Linked DNA regions of Homo sapiens: region 2 is linked to region 1. A link is a contact called in ENCODE Hi-C or POLR2A ChIA-PET data. All regions are on one chromosome and are shown on one strand. The core of a region is the stretch at or near the end of the contact, and the rest is flanking DNA. Distances in the headings are between cores, read along the strand shown.

What was found. A loop is a pair of places that touch in the nucleus more often than their neighbours do. ChIA-PET counts read pairs that join two places held with the same protein, here RNA polymerase II (POLR2A). Pooled maps may share reads with other maps.
Region 2: a map with no recorded cell type shows a loop between it and region 1 (6-fold over the local background). The contact joins the enhancer-like site here to the promoter of CAD in region 1. A Hi-C loop is called at or near these places in 1 of 37 single-sample maps with no recorded cell type and 5 of 50 pooled maps. POLR2A ChIA-PET finds 5 or more read pairs at or near these places in 1 of 52 experiments (AG04450).

Annotation. Positions count from the first base shown.
Region 1 is chr2:27,215,897-27,219,393 of GRCh38, reverse strand. CAD (carbamoyl-phosphate synthetase 2, aspartate transcarbamylase, and dihydroorotase) reads right to left here and starts at 2,025. Exons shown (of 44, transcript NM_004341.5): 1 at 1,761-2,025; 2 at 1,378-1,517. The coding sequence starts at 1,842. ATRAID (all-trans retinoic acid induced differentiation factor) reads right to left here. Exons shown (of 7, transcript NM_001170795.4): 6 at 2,774-2,871; 7 at 2,237-2,550. The coding sequence ends at 2,446. RefSeq lists a silencer at 1,924-2,153.
Region 2 is chr2:27,681,315-27,684,925 of GRCh38, reverse strand. SLC4A1AP (solute carrier family 4 member 1 adaptor protein) reads right to left here. Exons shown (of 14, transcript NM_018158.3): 9 at 2,567-2,678. Among named protein-coding and RNA genes, the nearest start is that of SLC4A1AP, 19 kb to the right of the region's middle. RefSeq lists an enhancer at 2,062-3,261. Within about 2 kb of position 1,250, at least 9 of the 41 ENCODE cell types and tissues checked have a DNase peak (open chromatin) inside an H3K27ac peak, as active enhancers do.

The DNA of each region.
Region 1 (3,497 bases), core at 776-3,275:
CTCCAGCCTGGGTGACAAAGTGAGACCTTGTCCCCAAAAAAAAAACAAAAACCATAAACTTGTTACTCAATAGATAAGCGTTTAATAGCTACATAGAAACAGAAAGTTTATGTGGGAGGGATCAGCATATTTAAACTGCATTCAGCTGGGTGATGAACAGTTTAAGGAACCTGCATTCTGAGACTGTCCAGGGATCTGAAGGATAGTTTGGCAGAACCCTCCCTGGCCAGGTGGAGTAATCCATTTATATGTGCGAGTGGCTCCAAGAGGCCTTTCCCACCCTGATCCTAATCAGGCCTCAATTTTGTAGTTTTATAAACTCAATTTAGTCAGTGTGTCTAGAGTTGACAAAGGTGATGACTGACAAAGGTTAACCAAATTCACAAGAATTCACTATCAACTAGAATGCAGTGTATTTGTAGGTTTGTGATGAACCTAGAAATTCTTTTCCAGGAAGAACAACATGTACGTCCTTTATCCGGAGCTCACTCTCCCCAGCGTCAGGGTGGCTGGGAAGGCAAATTAAGAATTAAAGGCTTACACCTGCAGTGAGGCCAAACAAATTTTGAGAGATACTACTCTAGGCCAGATTGACTTCCTCTATTACCTTAATTACTATATGTTGGGTTTTTTTTAATGCTTGAACTGTCAGAGGGCAACTTAGTTTCCAAATTTCAGAGGTGAAGGAATAGGGGAAACCTCACTGTAGGAAGAAACTCAGTTTTCTCACCTAGAGGTAAGAACACAACTGAAAAGCAGAGAATCAGACGAGGCCATGTCAGTAGGTCTAGAAGATAATGTCACTGGTTTTGTAGGTAAACTGGCACTCACTGTCACAGAGAAGTATGTGACCCTAGTTTCCAGTCTCTTTCCACTAATTTATGTAGTCCTAAAAAGCACTGCTCCCATCTGACTCTGCTGCTAAAAAAAAACCTTCAATGGATCCTTTACCAAACTAAGCTGACTCTGCTTTGGCTTCAGGTCCCTCCATGCCCACCGGATTTAACTTATCTGCAGGCTTTTTTCTCCTGACTTCTGCATGCCTAACAAGTTGGACAAGGCTGTTCCCTTACACCTCTTTTACTTTTCCTTGATCCATGCCTTCACTACATACAGAATGCTTTCAGCTATACCTGGAGCCTTGATGCCCTTAACAAAGGCGGTAGCTTTTTCCTGAGGCCTCCAACACTCTGTGCCTCCCAAGGCACTTAACAACCCCTAACTACAGTTACTAGTGATCTTAGTCCTTGACTTTACTACTTCAGTGGGTATGTTTTCTGCAGGATGCCCAGCAGGGTGTCAACGTCTCCTACTTCACTAATAGTTAACAATTACTGACTTGAAAAGGAATGTAGAGAAAGCACTGGGTGTGGCTACCTTGCAGAGACCGAACTCATCCATTTCATCTGGGGGGATGCCATAGTTGCCGATCAGAGGATAGGTGAGCACTAAGATCTGTGCCTTGTAGGAGGGATCAGTGAGGGCCTCGGGGTAGCCGACCATGCCGGTTTGAAACACTGCAAGAAAGAAGCAGGGCTGGGCTCCGGTAGGGCACCCTTCGGAACACTCCCCGCGCGATGAGCACGCCCCAGTGGAGGCTGCCTTGGTCGCGAGGGGTTTATGGCGCTGGGGCCCATGGGCACCGAATGGGGGAAGGGGGTACGCTGGCGGGAAAATGGCGGGGTCTGGACGGGGAAGGTTGGGAGGAGAGGCGCATCACAGAGTGGGATAAGGTCTGCAGCCTAACCGGGCTTGCTTACCCACTTCCCCGGCAGTCGACACGGCGGCCCCAAAGGGCTGGCCCCGCAGGACCGACCCGTCCTCCAACACTAGGGCCGCCATGGGAAGGGAGCTCAGAGGCGGGGGCGAGTACGGAGAAGCGGGAAGGACTGCAAACTCCACTGGAACCACGTGAGGACGGCGCGCCGGAGTCGGTCCACGTGGCTAACGGCGCGGGGCGCTGGAGAGAAGCCGGGCGCGGCAGCGTAGGAGCCTCGGGCGCGCTTGGCGGCAGCAGCAGAGACTGCGGCGGCGCGGACACAGGCGGCGTGAGGGGCGGGGCCGGGCACGTAAGGGGCGGGGTCCGCGGAGCCACGGGGAGTGGGCCCCCGTGGTCTCCGCACTGCAAAACCGGGGGAAACCTGAAAAAACCGGCTGCCCTAAAGCAGTCCCTCCCACCCCAAGCAAGAAACACGTAAAGGCAGGGCGCCTTTCCTTAAAAAGAAAGAGAGGAAAAAAAAAGAAAAAAGTGTTTATTATAGGCAACAACACCAATGGGAACTGGTATTTGTCTACACCAAGGGAGTGCAATTTTTCATCTTCCAATGGCGGCCTCAACCTTGAGGCGAATCCACTGGCGAAAGATGCCTTTCTAGGAAGCAGAGCTCCCTGACTGGGCTAAGATAGTTCAGATTGATCTTAGGTCAATGGTAAGACCTATGTAGTTCATGAAGTCTTGGCTTTTCGGCGCTGGGTCGCCCAAAGCAGAATGGAGACGGATAGAGTGGTGGCTCCCAGAATCCCGAAGAACATAAGCAGTGAGAACGAGCCCTGTGAACAACAGACCAAAAAACACCCCCATACAACGTTACACGGAGGGCCACATCCTAACACCTAGTTCTTTCCTAATATACCTATCACTTTGTCTAGGGCAATTCTATAGTTTTCCACCTATAGGAAATTTGTATCAGCTCCTGGTCTTGTGGCTCTCCTTTCTGAGAAGACTTGCTCTATGCATTCCTTGTATCCCTAGTTAGACGGCCTAATTCCTCACCTGGCGCATACACTTGTATCCATGGAAACCATCAGCACAAACACACTGCAAAAGACCTGGACCATCAGGTACACAAGATCCATTCTCAGGACACATTTCTGGAGGCCAGAGAGAAATAGAGAACATCACTTTATCCATTTCATTAGGCATATTTCTCAATTATCTGTTTCAACTTAGATTCTCTCAATCATTGCTAGGATAAAGGAAGAAGAAAGAAAATTACAGATAAAAACAGTAACAATAATGTCAGGCCTCTGAGCCCAAGCTAAGCTATCATATCCCCTGTGACCTGCACGTATACATCCAGATGGTCTGAAGCAACTGAAGATCCACAAAAGAAATGAAAATAGCCTTAACTGATGACATTCCACCATTGTGATTTGTTTCTGCCCCACCCTAACTGATCAATATACTTTGTAATCTCCCTTACCCTTAAGAAGTTTCCTTGTAATCTCTCCCACGCTTAAGAAGGTTCTTTGTAATTCTCCCCACCCTTGAGAATGTACTTTGTAAGATCCATCCCCTGCCCGCAAAACAGCACTCCTAACTCCACTGCCTACCCCAAAACCTGTAAGAACTAATGATAATCCCACCACCCTTTGCTGACTCTCTTTTTGGACTCAGCCCACCTGCACCCAGGTGAAATAAACAGCCTTGTTGCTCACACAAAGCCTGTTTGGTGGTCTCTTTACACGGACACACGTGAGACAAATAATAGAGTATA
Region 2 (3,611 bases), core at 1-2,500, 470 kb before region 1:
ATGAACTCCACAGAAGTCTGCTGGAGGTGGGACTTTGACATGAAATTTTACCCCTCTATAGACCCTAAACAAGTGTCTTTATTAGTTCCTAGAGTCAAAGATTACTAAATACAAAACACTTGAAAATAGCTTGTAAGGAACTAAAATAGTTATTTCAGATGAGTGCCAGCTACAGGAATTCTGGACTGTTATAACTCATGATATTAAAGGATTTCAATTGATTACAAAATCTTCTAAGGAATAAATCAGACAATCAGAAATAAGTCATTTGTGCTGCTTTTTCATTTTAGACTTAGCGTAATTTCAAGGAAACAAGGCATGTAAATCCATCAAACAGATCCTGAAGAAAAGGAGGAAGACATTTCTCAAAGAATAAAGCTAAATATTCTAATCAAAGCCATTCAATAAAAGTATTTATTAGAAAAGGTTGATCACAGTTATGGAATAGAGGGAAGGAACCAAAGCATATCTTGGTTATATCTTTTTTTTTTTTTTTTTGAGACAGAGTCTTGCTCTGTGGCCCAAGCTGGAGTGCAGTGGTGCGATCTCAGCTCACTGAAACCTCTGCCTCCCCGGTTCAAGCGATTCTCCTGCCTCAGCCTCCTGAGTAGCTGGGGTTATAGGTGCGCAGGCCACCGTGCTCAGCTAATTTTTGTATTTTTAGTAGAGACGGGGTTTCACCATGTTGCCCAGGCTGGTCTCGACTAGTGAGCTCAAGCAATCCACCCACCTCGGCCTCCCAAAGTGCTGGGATAACAGGTATGAGCCACCGCGCCCGGCCTATATTATCTTTTAAATATAGGACTTAGTTCTAAAATTCTCTAAGGAGGGCTGTTTAGTAAAAAGTTTTCTATTTAAAACCTAAGTCCCCACCGCAACAGATTGAAAAGCCTACTTGTTAGGTAAACCATTACTCATTCAGAATACATAGTGAGGCCGAGGCAGGTGAATCATGAGGTCAGGAGTTCGAGACCAGTCTGGCCATGGTGAAAAACTGTCTCTACTAAAAAAAAATACAAAAAATTAGTTGGGCGTGGTGGTGGGTGCCTGTAATCCCAGCTACTCGGGAAGCTGAGGCAGGAGAATCGCTTGAACCCGGGAGGAGGAGGTTGCAGTGAGCCGAGATGGCCACTGCACTGCAGCCTGGGTGACAGTGTGAGACTGTCTCTCAATGAAACAAACAAAAAGAATACATAGCTAGGACTTCAGATTTCTGCCACCAGAGGGCAGTATACCCTAATTCAGGGTGTTTTGGACGAATTGTGCCCCCTGCTGCCCAAATTCATGTTTGAAGTCCCAAGCCCCAGTACCTCAGAATATGACTGTAAATTAAATTAAACTGAATTAAAATGACACTATTAGGGTGGGGCCCTAACTCAGTATGACTCATGTCCTTAGAAGAAGAAGAAGAGACACCAGGAGTGCAAGTGCACAGAGGGATGGCCATCTGAAGAGCCAGCAAGAGGGCAGCCATTGGTAAGCAGAGAGGCCTTAGAGGAAACCAACCCTGCTGGCAACTGTGAACAAATAAATTTCTGTTGTTTAAGCTGCCCAATCCCTAGTATTTTGTTATGGTGGCCCTAGCAAACTAATACTCAAGGTTCAGCTCTTAGGGGTAATGAAAACCTTTTAAAAGCTGAATCTATGAATAGGAATATAGATAAAGCAAAAACATACAGACAGACATATATTGTAGGGTAGCAGGGAAATCATAAAGCTCAAGAGACAGACCTGGATCTGATTACCAGCTTAGTTACATAACGCTGGTGTGATCTGGTATTTAACTTCTCTGACTCTATTTCCTCATTTGTAAGAGGCAATAATTCCCACACAGCAAAAGGTGTTGGAAGGATTAAATGAAGAAAAATCATATGGCAGAGGCAAGTGCACACACTATGTTCTTAAATGTTGGTGAGTCTGAACACTACATCTATCCACCTGGGGAAAAGCATTTAATGCAGGAGACCCATTCTTAAATGCAACATTCATGAGAAATTAATAAACTATGATTCTAATTTACAAACCATTTACTTGCAAATTGATTGGCATAAATTAATTCATCAATTCTTGATAACCCTAAGCTGAGAAAAAGAATCCACAAACTGGCCAGGCACAATGGCTCATGCCTATAAACCCAGCATTTTGGGAGGCCAAGGCAGGTGGATCACGAGGTCAAGAGATGGAGACCATCCTGGCCAACATGGTGAAGTCCCATCCTACTAAAAATACAAAAATTAGCTGGGCATGGTGGAGCACGCCTGTAGTCCCAGCTACTCGAGAGGCTGAGGCAGGAGAATTGCTTGAACCCGGGAGGCGGAAGTTGCAGTCAGCCGAGATCACGCCACTGCACTCCAGCCTGGTGACAGAGTGAGACTCTGTCTCCAAAAAAAAAAAAAAAAAAGAATCCAAGAACCAAGTTCTGGGAAAGATGTGATCATACCAAGCCCACAGCCCTTTCTCACATTACTATGGAATGAGTCATTTGTAGTTTCAAAAAAGAAAAGAGAAAAATTAGCTCAGGGATAACTCAAGGGCTAAAAGTTTAACACCCTGACTCACAACTTACCCCTACTGTTCCAGTTTTTAATTTGAATTTGCTTCCTCCTTTCATGGCACCAAATAGAGGCAATGTAAGCTTTTTAGCTTTGTTTTCTGCACCTGTAGTCTGAGTTTCAGTCCTAGGAAGAAAGAATAATTATACACATCTATTCCAGGGAGTCCCAAGGTTTTATCTAAAAATACCATGATACTGACAAAGAAACCTCTGGCAAAATAAAAATTACCACAAAATGAATATCTAAGCATATAACAATAAGAAAGAGGTATTCAGACCAACAGATTTTGAATGGACAAGAACAATGCTGACTGTCACAGACACAGAGCTATGATGAGGCTGCTCCCTTAGTCAAGTAATTTGCCACATGCTACATGACTTCACACCCATGAAATGACTACAGTACAAAGGTCACTGGCAAAGGAGAACATATAAGCAGCAGGAGATTGATCCATGGTGTAAAGCCCTACTTCCCACCAACCTCTGAAGAGTGTCTTACTTATCTGGAGCTCCCACTTAAGCGCAATAGCTCTGAGCACTTAAAAAAAAAAGTGTGCATGGGGATGGGGGTACAGTATGCAGGATACCCAGTGTAGTAATGACAAAGATATAGTGAGAGACTGCAACTGCTGAGCCTGTCAACATTCTCAACGGCTGGAGATAGTTAGAAAAGCTAAGCCCATTAGGACAAAGCTGAGGAAGGGTATAAAGAAGAGATAGTAGAAATTAGAAAGGCAGGGGGAGAACAGAGCAAAAACAAAAGGGATAGCAATTCAGTTGACAAGATACTCAGAGCAGGCAGAGGTGACAATGAGAATATGGCATGAGGAGACAGAGGAAACCCCAGAATAAGCATACTAGACTGAAAAGAAAGCCCTCTGTTTTCTTCATATTGACCATGGGACAGCCCTGAAAACTGGAATATAAGGACAGTAATGGCATTCGACTCACAGTGACCCATACCAGATGTTAGCTACCTGGCCCTCCCTGAAGCCCCACTTGCTACTACTGCCTTCTTTTACCTAAGTCTTATCCCCTTAGTAGCACTCTTAAGTCC